Linked DNA regions of Homo sapiens: region 1 is linked to region 2. The links are chromatin contacts, found by Hi-C or POLR2A ChIA-PET in ENCODE. All regions are on one chromosome and are shown on one strand. The core of a region is the stretch at or near the end of the contact, and the rest is flanking DNA. Distances in the headings are between cores, read along the strand shown.

Region 1 (7,170 bases), core at 4,054-6,553, 180 kb after region 2:
CACCTGGCCCGTGGACAAGTAATTTTAAAAGCCCAGAAAACATTGACTATTCACTTGGACAAGCTAAAAATAATGGATGGTGCCTGGTGTTGGTGAAGATGAAGAGACATGGATGCTCTTCCACCTTCCTGGTGAGACTGTAAATTGGTACAAAATTTCAGGGAACAAAATTTTAAAAGGGCATATCCTTTGACCAAACAAGCTTACCTCTAGAAATTTAACGTGAGGAAATACTTGGGCAAAGGTAGAAAGACAGGTTATGTATTAATAGTAAAAAGTGCCCAGAATGAGGGATTAGTTAAGAGAAAATAATGGTTCATCCATATCACAATAGCTCATAATCGCTGCGGTTAATAGAAAGTGGTAGTCAACTGTGTGCCAGATAACTCAAGTGGTCATCAAGATTCCCCTATGACATAGATGCTGTTATTATTCCTATTTTGTAGATGAGGAAACAGGTATAGAGAGGTTAAGAAACTTGTTGAGGTCACACAGCTGGTGAGGAGAGAAGGAATTTGGATCTAGGCGCTGGTTCCCAAGACTACAGTCTTTCATTCACAGCTCATATCATGATGATGTCGACCTGAATTCATCAACATGGAATCATGCCTGCAATAAATTGTTACAGGGAAAAGGCATATTGGAAAATTCCAAGAGTGGCTACCTCTCCACATGGGATAATGGCAAATATCTTTTTAATTTTTTCTTCTTTCTCATTTGAATTTTTCTTACAATGTGTAAATATTATTATGCTTACAAAAGACAATGAAGTTCTTAGTCCCAGCTGCTGGGGAGCTGAGGCAGGAGAACCGCTTGAACCCAGGAGGCAGAGGTTGCAGTGATCCAAGATCGCGCCACGGCACTCAAGCCTGGATGACAGAGTGAGACTCAGCCTCGGGAAAAAAAAAAAAGACAATGAAGTTCCTTTCATTTTGGGGGAAAATAGAAAAAGGAGAAAAGAGGACGGGCACAGTGGCTCATGCCTGTATTCCCAGCACTCTGGGAGGCCGAGATGGGTGGATCACTTGAGGTCAGGAGTTCGAGACCAGCCTGGCCAACATGGCAAAACTCCATCTCTAGTAAAATTACAAAAATTAGCCGGGTGTGGTGGCATGCACCTGTAGTCCTAGCTACTTGGGAGGCTGAGGCAGGAGAATAGCTTGAACCCGGGAGGGTGGAGGTTGCAGTGAGTCAAGATTGCGCCACTGTACTCCAGTCTGGACAACAGAGCAAGGCTCCATCTCAAAAAAAGAAAAAAGAAAAGAAAAAGGAAAAAAGCTGGAGGATGCAGGAAAGGACTCTATAGGAACTTCCAAGGCCTCCTTGGCTGGTGACCTGGCTTTGGCCTCCGCTGCCTCCTACAGCCAGGCAAGCTGCCATCCTCTTCCACTGGGGAAAAAGGGGTGCCTTGTTTTTCTTCCCTGATAGCCAGACAGGCGAGAGCAGAGAGGCAGCTGCAAAAGCTTCCTCGGTGCCTCATACTCATGGACTCCATCTAAAAGTAACTCCTCACCCCCAACCATCATATGGCTGCTAATATTAGTGCTCATTTTTCCACTGAGGAAACAGAAACTTAGAGAGGTGGATCTGTCCAGGGTCATTTCCACAATGAGGACAGGAGGCAGGAAGCAGGCTCCATCCTAGTGATGGACACCTAAGTCCCTGTTTTTTCATTTGCACAACCATTTGAAGGAGAATCCTGTGTTTTTTGTTACACCATACTGCTCAAAAATTTCTATCAAACTATAGCAAAGATTCCTTTCCTTCCTTTAAAAAATGTTGAAGGGAAATGTCTTAGACTTGAGTATCTTGATTTATAGTCGATATACAGCAGTTTAGCCCTTGAATATGGCCAATGACGTGTTGCAGCAAGCTGAGCACTTCTATTACATGCAAAGACTCTGACTGCAAACATCCAAGTGGGCAAGGGATTATCAAGTTTAGCAATGGACTAACCAAAAACTGCATTCGTGTGGAACTGACCACAAGCTTTACATTATGCTTTTGCTCCTTTCTTGCTCATTACCCATTGTATAACAAAATATGCCCAGACTTGGGCTTTAATAAAAAATTTCTTAGCTCTCAATTTTTTGTGGTTTGATTGGTCTTAGCTAGGTGGCTCTTGCTTAGGGTCTTTCATAAAGTTGCAGTCAGGTGGTGGCTGGGGCTGCAGTCACCTGGTGGGTCAGCTTGGCTGAACACCTACCATGGCACACTCCTATGGCCTAAACCCCAAGGATAAAGAGAATGAGAGTTTTGACATCAGCCTACAAGGGATTTCAATAGTCCTTGGAGAATGGATGGCGGATGGAAGAGTGGTATTGCTATAACAGAACAAATGAAACTACAAACTAAGTGCCTGCAGTGCGGGAAACTATTGAGGAGCAAGCCACCCCACTGCAGAACCCTGGACGCGGTGATACACTGGAGCTAGCTCATTCTGGTTAATGAGAGTGGATTTTTTAAAAAATTCAAGGCCAGGTGTGGTGGCTCATGACTGCAATCCCAGCGTTTTGGAGGTCGAGGCGGGAGGATCACTTGAGCCCAGTTCGAGGCGGCAGTGAGCTATGATTGCACCACTGCACTCCAGCCTGGGCAACAGAGCAAGACTCTGTCTCTTAGAAAAGTTTTTTTTTTTCCAGTAATATTATTCTTGTATGGTGCAAACACTATATAATGCTGCGCTACTGCCCATTTTCTTTCCAGAAAGGATAAGGCACTCAATTTTCCAGACATTTCTTGAGTACCATACTTGTGCCAGGCCCTGGGAAACAGTGATCAGCAGGAGGGACGAAGAGCCCACCCTCATGGGGCTTACAGTGTACAGGGGCTGAGGTGGTGATATTTGTCAAATAACCACCCAAACACTTAATTAGAAATCGTGATAAGCCCAATGAAAGAAAAATACATGAAACAGTTTTATTTGGGAAGGGAGTGGTTTAGGGAAGACTCGAAAGTGACAATGGAGCTATCAAGTTCAAGAAGGAGTTAGTAGGGGAGGAGGCTGCAGGAAGAAGTGCACGCCTGGAGGCAGGAACAGCATGTGTCCCGGTAGTTCAGGGTGGCGGGCCCAGGCGGGTGAGAAAGGGCAATGGAGAAGGAAGGAGAGGAGACCGTGCAGACACTGCAAGTGCCAGAAACCCGATCCACACTGGCTTCAGAGGGTGGAGGGGAGGTTCTTCTTGGCTTCCATAATAGAAATGTCCAGGGACCTACCGACTTCAGATTCAGCGCAAACTCATCTGGGCCCGGTCTGTATCCCTCCCTCTCTTTTCTCTCAGCACTTTCCTCAGGCGGTTCCCCTCCTGGCATCCCAGCAGCTGCAGCATCAGCAGGAGAGAGTAAGCCTCTCCAGTCCCGGCGCAGGGATGGAGACGGTGTTTCGTGGGCTCCGATTGGCTCAGTAGCCTATCTTTGGAGCGAATCAGCGAGCGGAGAGGGATGAACTTCTCTGACTGGCCAGATCCAGTCACATGCCAACATGTGACGCGTGGAATCTACGCCAGCCACAGCAGAGAGGTGGGGGTTGTGACCGGAGTTAGATGCCAGCGCAGAAGGGACGTGAGCCCAGCCGAGGTACCGCTGAAGAGGAATCAATTTTGGTATGCAGATAATCACTGGGCTCATGGGTCTTGCTCTTTACAAAGAGGTATGTCCCTGTAAAGTTGTCAGGCAAAGGAAATGTTTCAAACGACTCCATTTCACGAAGTCTCACCTAATTTACAATTCGTTAGTTGAGATGCTTGTATTCTTCGTTTCTAAAATAAGACGTTGAACCATAAAGACTCTAGCTAGCTCTGCAACCTCTGATGAATATTTCATGCCTCATTATTGTGAAAAATCCAAAGCAGAATTGGAGAGAAGATGTGGTATAGGGATTAGGTAAGTGAAGACTGGTGCAAAGCCTCCTGGGTCGAAATTCTGTCCACTGCTTTGTCATTGGAAAAGTTATTTAACGTCGTCGTCTCAGTTCCCACAACTATTAAAATGGAGAGGATAACAACACCTACCTTATGCTCTTGTGAGGATTAAATAAGTTACCGTTAATATATGTAAAGCACTTAAAAGAGGACCATGTGTTTGCTATTATTATGTTATACATACAATAAAGAGTAAACATTACCTAAGTTATAAAGAACTTAGGCAATGGATACCAAAAGTACTAATTCCTTTATAATAAAAGAAAAAAAGGCGACAAGGCAAATAACGATAATAACTGATAATGGCTGGGCGCGATGGCTCACGCCTGTAACCCCAGGACTTTAGGAGGCGGAGGCGGGCGGATCACTTGAGGTCAGGAGTTTGAGAACAGCCTGGCCAACATGGTGAAACCCTGTCTCTACTAAAAATACAAAAAATTAGTCGGGCGTGGTGGCGCACACCTGTAATCCCAGCTACTCGGGAGGCTGAGACAGGAGAATCGCTTGAACCCGGGAGACGAAGTTTGCAGTGAGCTGAGATCGCGCCGATGCACTCTAGCCTGGACAACAGAGCGAAACTCCGTCTCAAAACAAAAAACTAACAAACGAACAAAAAACTGATCATTTATTATACACCCAGAACTGTGCTTTTAGCACAGTTTTGTTTTGTTTTGTTTTGTTTTTGAGATGGACTCTTGCTCTGTCACCCAGGCTGGAGAGCAGTGGCGCGATCTCGGCTCACTGCAACCTCTGCCTCCCGGGTTCAAGCGATTCTCCTGCCTCAGCCTCCTGAGTAGCTGGGATTACAGGCGCGCACCACCACGCCTGGCTAATTTTTTTTTTTTGTATTTTTAGTAGAGATGGGGGTTTCACCATGTTGGTCAGGCTGGTCTCGAACTCCTGACCTCGTGATCCGCCCGCCTCAGCCTCGCAAAGTGCTGGAATTACAGGCGTGAACCACCGCGTCTGGCCGTATTGTCTCATTTAATCCTCACAACAGTCTTATGGAATGGGTGCTGCTATCTTTGTTTTTCAGATGAGGAAACAAGCTCAGAGGGTTGAAATGACTTGTCCAAGGTTACAGGCCAGTGGAGGCTTGAACCCAGGTATTTGTAATTCCAAATGTCATACTCTGTCCACATTCATTCCTTGTAACCTGCCTGGGCTGTCACAGTTGGTGTGGGGCTAGCAGCTCCCCAGGGACCAAAACAGGCGCATCCCCGCCCACCGCCCCGCCCATCGTGCCAGCCCGACTCCACCCCTGTGGCTACACCCACTGCCCCGCGCCTTACCCACTGGTGGGCCACGCCCACAGCCCCCAGCTAGGTGCCTCCGCTGTCCGGGCTCTAGTCCCGCCCTCGCCCCTCCCCGCCCACCGGCCTCGCAGTCACCGCGGACGCCAATCTTGTGCATGGAGTCGCCATTTTGCTCCTAGAGAGGCCGCCAGGAGACCCGGCGCTTTCTTCCTTCTGCAGCTGAGGCTGCGGCGGGGCCGGGGCTGGGGTCGGGGCCAGGTAGGCGGGCGGGAGCCAGTGGCGAGCGGCAGCGAGGGCTGGCTGGCTCCGGCATTGCGGGGCGCAGGTGCAAGGGGCGGGGAGCCCGCGGCGCCGGCAGGCGGACGGGTCGGGGTCCCTGGGTGGTGGCTGCTTGGGGGCTCACTGGGGCGATCTCGCGCCCGCGGCCCTTCCATTTTTCCCTCCCTTCTTCCTCTCCCGCCAGGGGTCGGCGGGGGCGGGGGACGGGCGTCCGGTGCCTGGGCTCTCTCCTCTCCCTGAGGCGCCGCTGGGGAGTCGAACCCTGATGATGGGACCTGTGGTGAGCAGCCCTGAAAGCAAGCCCAGACCCAGCCATTCTCCGTCCCTAAGCTGACACGGAGCCCCTGATTTTAATTTACCTGGCTTTGCTAGTTACGAATATATCTCTCACCTCCTAAAGGATGATTTTATCCAACTCAGAACTCACCCCAGCAGAGATTGAGGGGGAACCGTGATGAAATTTTTAAGTATTCTGCTTGATGATAATAATTTTTCTCTTATGTTAATGTTGGCTCCGTTTGGGTGTTTAGCTTTTGAAAGGAGTATGAAAATGCGGAATGGGGCTTTGGGGCTTGAGGTGTGATCTCTAGTGTTTAAAAAATTTAATTGCACAAATAGAAATAATTCACCCACATTATTGAACCCCACTAAAGCATATCCTTTTTGTCCATATTCCTTTCCTGCTGCCCTCGTGTGTACCATTATTACTCAGTTGTGATTTGAGCTCGTTCCACTTAAAGTCATTCATAGATACTTTTGCGTCGTGTTGAATATTTATTGAATTTCTATTCTGTGTTTTACTTAATTACTTTATTATGGAACCTTTACACAGGTCTGGTGTACTTGTTCTTTGAAAAGTCTTATGTTGACCACCATCACTGAGCATATAGCTTTTTCCTTATTTCCTTGGGATAATTACCCGAAGTGGAAATACCGAATCAAACTTCTGTTTTCTTTCTTTGGCACTATTATATAAATTGTTTTCCAAACAAGGCATGTTTACAATAGACATTTTTCAAAATCTGGGTATTTGTCCTATTTTGCTCTCTGTATGCAGAATTCAGCGGGGTGCCAAGTCGTTTTCTGTGTGGGTTGAGAGACAGGCTGTGCAGCCCACTGTTGCATAGGACTAACTACTACAAATCATGCTGAGACCGAGCTATTTTTGCTGCTTAGAGGCTTTGCAGCCTTGAGTAAGTTTCTTCATCTGGAAACCTAGCTTCCCTGTCTAAAATGGGTCTCATTCTAGTGCTTGCTTCACTGGGTTGTCATAAGCATTGTGAACACTCAGATGTTAGGCATGAGTTAACATTGTGTTGGAGAGATAAGCAGAGCCTGGGATCATACAGGAGTGGAAGAGTAATTCGGTTTAGAATTTGCCCTTCAAATTCTCATCAATATTGATATTAAAAACAGATTTCCTTGGAGTGAGGCACATCACTAATAAACATACATAATAAGTTTTTTTATTTTTATTTTTTTTGCAGAGTCTTGCTCTGTCTCCCGGGCTGGAGAGCAGTGGCGCGATCTCAGCTCACTGCAACCTCTGCCTCCCGGGTTCAAGCGATTCTCCTGCCTCAGCCTCCTGAGTAGCTGGGATTACAGGCATGCGCCACCACGCCCGGCTAATTTTTTGTATTTTTAGTAGAGACAGGGTGTCACCACGTTTGTCAGGTTGGTCTCAAACTCCTGACCTTGTGATCTGCCTGCCTTGG
Region 2 (6,812 bases), core at 888-3,387:
AGAGGGGCCAACAATATAAAAGTAAGTTGCAGGCATGATCATACCTTAGCTTTCGTCATCTCAGAGGGCTGGATTCTAACTGTAACTCTTTAAATTACGCCTTCATAGGCTTTCCTTTTCCAGTGTTTCTTTGAACTATGTGAGTATTTATTATTTTTACAATCACTTCAGCATTTAAGTGCTTTCTTAGATTGCCACTTAAAGTCACATACATGCTGTTTCCTCTAGAGAAACAAGTTTTAAGAGGTATGTGCCACATTATATTTAAAATAGTTTCTCACATTACCAAGCACAGAAATGAGCATAGGAGGCTAAGAAAGGGAAATGCTGCTTACCTATCTGTTGAGGGACAATAAACACTAAATAGGGAAGAAATCCATCCAGTGTTATAAGTAGAAAACATTTTCTTCTGAGTCCATTAGTCTCCTGACTAGTCTCTTAGATTTAGAACTCAGCTCTGCAGATGGGCTTTAGTGGATAAAGAAACTCCACATCACAAAGAAGGGAGTGCATCTGTACTCTAAGAAACAAGGTGTAATTCCAATAATCAGCAGACTCACTCACCTGGGATCTGGCCGTGAGGCGCAGAGCAGCCACTTCTCCCTCTTCTGTGCTCTTCTCTTGGAAATGGGGAGAATCCTGGGAAGACAGAACTAACGACAAGAAAGCAGTAATGATGAGACCTAGGCTTAATGTGCCACTCAGATTTAAAGTCTAAAAACCGCTTCAACATACTATATGTGCTGCCTACAAACACTGAGACTGAAGGTACCCCCAAAACAACCGACCTCCTCCCAGGACCCTCTTCCCGGGATATGCGGGAATATTGCTACTCTGGGCTCGAATTCAGTTGCTATAATCATAACACATTCTGTAAGATGGCATCCTCTGATCTAGAAATTAGAATATGTCAGTAAATTTCCCAGCTTAATCTATACTCGTTGGTTCTCACTCTGAAAGCTTATTTATAATGTAGATTGCTGGACCCCACCTCAAAGTAATAAGCATTAGTTGAGCCTGGGGTACAATCCAGAAATCTAACAACCACCCCAGGGGGAATTCTGGTGTAGGAGGTCACAGCACAACCTTCACGAAACTGGTCAGGTAGAATGGAAGTCAGTCATTAACTACTACGCCTGTTTTCTCCTATGTAAAACAAAACATTTTTGACAACCAAAGAGGTGAATTCTTGCCATAGAAGTTAACATTTCACTCACATTTTGGGGGTAGCTTTGAAGGGTCCACTGTGTGCCCAGCTGCCATGGAAAGGGCGGTGCTCCCATACCAAGCTCTTCAGTCTCACTTAAAAAGCCCATCCATCCCCAAGACAATGGAGACAGCCAGCCAAGAGCCACCTCCCCTGAGCCAACCGTTTTCCCTTCAGGAGCAGGAATTTCGTCCTTCCACGCTACAAGTTCAACACGTCCGCAATTCTCACCTCCTTTCTCAGGCATTTCAGCCAAATCTGTCTCCATGATCACCACCTCCTCCTTGTTCTGGAGATTCTGCTCTTCACCCCAATTCAGATCTCCCTGGCCAGACGAGTTAGAAGCCCCCCGGGCCTCGTGGTCCCACTTCCTGCCTTCCCTCCTGGGCTCTGATGAAAGGCCTGGGTTAGATCGGGTCTCTTTCTCACCGTGGAGTCTGCCTCAGTCCTACGGCGCTGGAGCCTGGAAGCCCGGGGACAGCATCCCTGAGGCTGGGTCCTCAGATGTCTGTCCCTACCGCTTGAAGCTGTCCCTGGGGGAACCGGGCGCCTGGAAGAGGTGACGCTGGGGCATCAGGAGTTTGGACAAATTCTGCCGCGCTCGGGGCACTGGCCCAGGACCCCGCGACCACCCCGCCCGTGGCACAACCGCGTCCCCCGAGGAGAGGATCAGGCCAGAGTGAGAAGGGACAGGGCTCATGGTCTGCCCTCGAGGCCCCTTTAACAAACGCGCACTCTAGCCCCGACTCGGCACAGAACGACCCGGGGAACTACCGCCGAGGCCGAGCCGAGACGAGAGACATCACCACAAGCAACTCACCTCCCATCCCGGGCCTCACAAAGGGGACGAACTTCTTTGGCCAGCTCGGAGTCGCGCATGAGTAAGAAGGAGCGGAGCCAGGCGTGCTGCTCTCATTCCGCCCGGAACTACAATTCCCAGAAGCGCCTTGGCATCGCCAGACTCCGGTTCTCCGCAGGTGGGAGCACCCATGGTGAGGTTGGGAGAATCGGCCGATCGAAGAGCTCCGTCCGTCTCGCGAGAGTATGAGGCAGCATCTCCTGTGTCTAATCCTCAGGGCAAGGGAGGGAGGGAGCAGCGGAGACGCGGACCGGAGTCAGGGTCCGTCCCCGCGCTTTGTCTGCACAAGTTCCTGTGGCACAGTGCTTAGGGCTGCTGAGTTCAACCCAAATTACTCCGGTGTAAGATACGTTAAAATACATAGCTTTTATCCATATTTTGTGCGCCCAGAACTCATCCTTTTGCTTTCAAAACATACGAAGGATGTTTTTAGGAAGAGCAGGTCCCTCTTTGTACACTCAGTCAGATGTTCCTGTATCCACAGACTACTTGTAATCCTAAAATTCATGTATTTAAAACGAGTTGAAAAGATTGAACCTGTTGTAACAAATTTAAGCAATAGGTTCTTTGCAGACATAAGCATTAGTTTAAACGTAGCATAAAAGGTGGTTCTTTCAAGGGAGGGTTATTCAGTCTCTCCAATTCTGTTAGAGGACTAACCCATCCACCTCCAGCTTCGTGTCTAGACTGCCCTCCTTTTCTCAGTGAATGACATTACTGCCCACTCACTCATTTGCACAAACCAGAGCCTGAATATTCTTAACTCTTTGATCTCACCATCTATTTATCACCAAGTCCTATTCATTATATCTTAAATAACTCAATTGTTTCCATCTTTCTCTATTCCCAGTAGCATTACCTTAGTTGGGGCCACCACCATTTCACTAGGATTGCCGTTGCAGCCTGGTAACTGGATTCCCTAACTAAGGTTTTCTCTACCACCAATCTGTTCTCGACACTTTCTGGCTAGTGCTCTTTCTAAAACAAGAATATGCTATTACTTTAGTGCTTCAAACCGTTCAGTGGCTTTTAGAAACTTCAAGGAAAGATGATTTCCAGCTCCCAGAAGGGATTTGTAACTCCCGTTATCTCAGCCACCTGGTAGTTACACCTTTGTGCAATCCCCTCTTGTGTATGGACTGGGACTTGCTTCTAACCAATACAGTGCAATAAAGGTGACATAAAAGTCTAACGTGTGTCTTGCTAGGAGACTCCTCTCTTGCTGGCTTTGATGAAGTGGTGGTGATGTTGGGGAGGCCCATATGACAAGGAACTGAGGATGGCCTCCAGCCAATAGCCTGCAAGAACCGAAGGCCCTTGGTCCCACAACCTGCAAGGAGCTGAACCCTTTGGACAGCTCTGTGTGCTTGGAAGTGAATCATTCTTTGTAGAGCCTTCCCATGAGAACCCTGTCTTGCCTGACATCTTGATAGCTGGCTGCAAAGGACTCACTTAAGCTGTGCTCAGACTCTCACCCATAGAAACTATGAGATAATAAACGTGTGCTATTTTGGACCACTGAGTATGTGGTCATATTGTTATGCAGGAAAATTTAATTCCACTTTCTAACATAAAAGAGGATCTTCTTTGTCAAAATCCAATCTGGGAATTGTCTGGAAGAGGGAAAATTGTTGGATTGAGCAACTATTGAAAAGTTGATTTGAAACCCACAGGAAGACAAATGGCTACAGTTGGTCCTAGGAGGTGTGTGGCCTGTACACGTACTTTTAAAAAGCTATCCTAAGAATGATAAAGGAGGATACAGGAAATATCAAGCAAGAACTTGTCATAAAAATAAAAACAACGAAACTGTGTGTCAAAATATGATGGTTAATACTAGATTGGATAGCAGAATGTGTAAAATTGAAAAGTGAATATCTAGAATATTCTAGTGAAGCTGCAATATCAGGCTAGGGAACTCTACACTTCCAGAAGATATCAGGAAGGGAGAAAAAGTTGAAAAATACGAAAGAAATATTAAGCAGTATGGAGCCTGACTAGACTTTATGAGAATCCAGAAGGAAAGAAAAACAGAGAGGAGGAACTATTTTAAGAAATAATCAAGAATTATGGAAAAATAAAAAATTAAAGACTTCATAGTGAAATTATTCATAGAGAGTCAAACAAAATTATGAAAAGACACCACATATTACGGTGAAATCTAACGAAGAAATTCTAAAGCCTTCCAGAAACAAAACATAGATCACCTACAAAAGAAAACAATCACAATTAAAAAAAATCCTCAGTGTTAAAAACAGTGCCTGGAATAGTACCAGGTAGTGTCAGATCTCCATCAGCCCGGACAGTGGGAACTAACTGGTGCATTCCCCACACTTACCTTCCAGTGGGTTGCTGATGAGAGAACCTGAAAAAACCTAAACCTCGGCCGGGTGCAGTGGCTCACGCCTGTAATCCCAGCACTTTGGGAGGCTGAGGCGGGCGGATCACAAGGTCAGGAGATCGAGACCATCCTGGCTAACATGGTGAAACCCCGTCTCTACTAAAAATACAAAATATTAGCCGGGCGTGGTGGCAGGCGCCTGTAGTCCCAGCTACTCGGAAGGCTGAGGCAGGAGAATGGCGTGAACCCGGGAGGCAGAGCTTGCAGTGAGCTGAGATCGCGCCACTGCACTCCAGCCTGGGGACAGAGTGAGACCCCGTCTCAAAAAAAAAAAAACAAAAAAAAAAACCCTACACCTCTACAGCAGGTCGAATTCATGACCTGAAGCTGAATACTTCCAGCATATTTTTCCCAGTAGATAGGAATAAAGTATCTTTGCAGTGCTCTGTTCCCTCCGTCTCCCCAAACATCTGACACCCTAAAAGCCATCCAGCAGCTATGGAGCCTGAGCGACACGTTGATTTGTGTTGTCACCTGACCAAGCCTAAAGACCTCCAGCTCAGTCCCCGACCTTCATCCCACCCCCCAGATGATAAAATTCAGACCTCTTTCCTGAAAGGCAGAGGTTAAACATTCAGGACTGTTTCTGGCCGAGGACTTCTTCCAATTAAAACCCCCACCGTGGGCTGTCTCCCCTCATTTCATTTTTCTAAAGGGGCAGAGGCCTCTTTTGGAAAATAATAAAATTCAATGTGTGTGATTTACTTTTCTGATCTCTTTGAGAAATACAGGAATATAAAAGTATGTTCTTAATTCCAGAACACTCTTTTTGCATAAATACCTCATTGGGCAGCTTTCTAACTGTGATTTTCCTGAGTCTCCCTTCGTTGGATCTGCCGGAAGACGAGTCAGGGAACCTTTAGTGAGGGTACTTCTTCCTATTTTTCTTCTGTTTTTGGAGGCATACACATTATGCATAACCAAAACAATGGCTCAATTGTGTTTAACTTTGTATTTTGATTGTTGAGAAGAATAAAAGGTATCAACGTGAAAAAAAAAAACAGTGCCTGGCATTTTGTGGCTTCTCAACAAATAATAATTAAATAAATAAATCTGATTTGTCAATAGCAGGACTGGTTACAAGAAGAAAATGTAATATTGATAAATAATATTTGTACATATTTATGGGGTACATGTGATATTTTGATACATGCATAGTACATATAATAATCAAGTCAGGGCATTTGGGATATCCATCACCTTCAACATTTATCATTTCTTTGTGTTGGGGAAATTTGAAATGTTCTTTTCTAGTGATTTTAAAATATACAATATATTGTTGTTAACTGCGTTATTAAAGATTCTTATTCTTTCTATCTAACTGTGTGTTTGTACCTGTTAATCAACCCCTTTTCATCACCCTCCACACCCTTCCCAGCCTCTGGTAATCATCATTCTATTCTCTACCTCCATAAGATGAACTTTGTTGGCTGCCACATGTGACTGAGAACATGCAGTACTTGTCTTTTTATGCCTGGCTTATTTCACTTAACATGATGACCTTCAGTTACATCCATCTTGCTGCAAATGATAGTATTTCATTTTTTATTATGGCCAAATAGTGTTGCATTATGTATATATACCACATTTTCTTTATCCAGTCATCCATTGATGGACACTTAAGTTGCTATTGTGAATATGGCTGCAATAAACATGGAAGTGCAGGTATCCCTGTGATATACTCATTTCCTTTCCTTTGGATAAACACTCAGTCATGGGATTGCTGAATCATATGGTAGTTCTATTTTCAGTTTTTAGGCCGGGTGTGGTGGCTCACGCCTATAATCCCAGCATTTTGGGAGGTTAAGATGGGTGGATCACTTGAGGTCACGAGTTCAAGACCAGCCTGGCCAATATGGTGAAACTCCATCTCTACTAAAAATACAAAAAAGAAAACATTGGCCAGGTGCAGTGGCTCACGTAATCCCAGCACTTTGGGAGGCCGAGGTGGGTGGATCACTTAAGGTCAGGAGTTTAAGATCAGCCTGACCAACGTGGCAAAACCCTGTCTCTACTAAAAATACAAAAATTAGCCAGGCATGGTGGCACATGCCTGTAATCCCAGCTACTCGGGAGGCTGAGGCAGGAGAATTGCTTGAACCCGGGAGGCGGAGGTTGCAGTGAGCCCAGATTGTGCCACTGCACTCCAGCCTGGGTGACAGAGTGAGACTCTGTCTCAAAATAATAATGATAATAAACAAACAAAAAACAGAACAAAAAAAAAACTATCTGGGCATAGTGGCGTGCACCTGTAATCGCAGCTACTCAGGAGGCTGAGGCAGGAGAATCGCTTGAACCTGGGAGGGGGAGGCTGCAGAGAGCCAAGATCATGCCACTGCACTCCA

What was found. A loop is a pair of places that touch in the nucleus more often than their neighbours do. ChIA-PET counts read pairs that join two places held with the same protein, here RNA polymerase II (POLR2A). Pooled maps may share reads with other maps.
Region 1: a loop to region 2 is called in a pooled map, with 9 times the contacts of the local background. The contact joins the promoter of PRPSAP2 here to the promoter of FOXO3B in region 2. A Hi-C loop is called at or near these places in 1 of 37 single-sample maps with no recorded cell type and 9 of 50 pooled maps. POLR2A ChIA-PET finds 5 or more read pairs at or near these places in 3 of 52 experiments (Caco-2, HEK293 and HepG2).

What each region holds. Positions count from the first base shown.
Region 1 is chr17:18,852,828-18,859,997 of GRCh38, forward strand. It overlaps PRPSAP2 (phosphoribosyl pyrophosphate synthetase associated protein 2), which reads left to right and starts at 5,304. Exons shown (of 12, transcript NM_002767.4): 1 at 5,304-5,434. RefSeq lists enhancers at 3,155-3,655, 3,174-3,223, 3,244-3,303, 5,083-5,655 and a silencer at 5,402-5,761.
Region 2 is chr17:18,680,177-18,686,988 of GRCh38, forward strand. FOXO3B (forkhead box O3B) reads right to left here and starts at 2,138. Exons shown (of 4, transcript NM_001368135.1): 1 at 2,028-2,138; 2 at 1,439-1,670; 3 at 565-653. The coding sequence starts at 1,475. It also overlaps the pseudogene ZNF286B. RefSeq lists an enhancer at 1,628-2,133.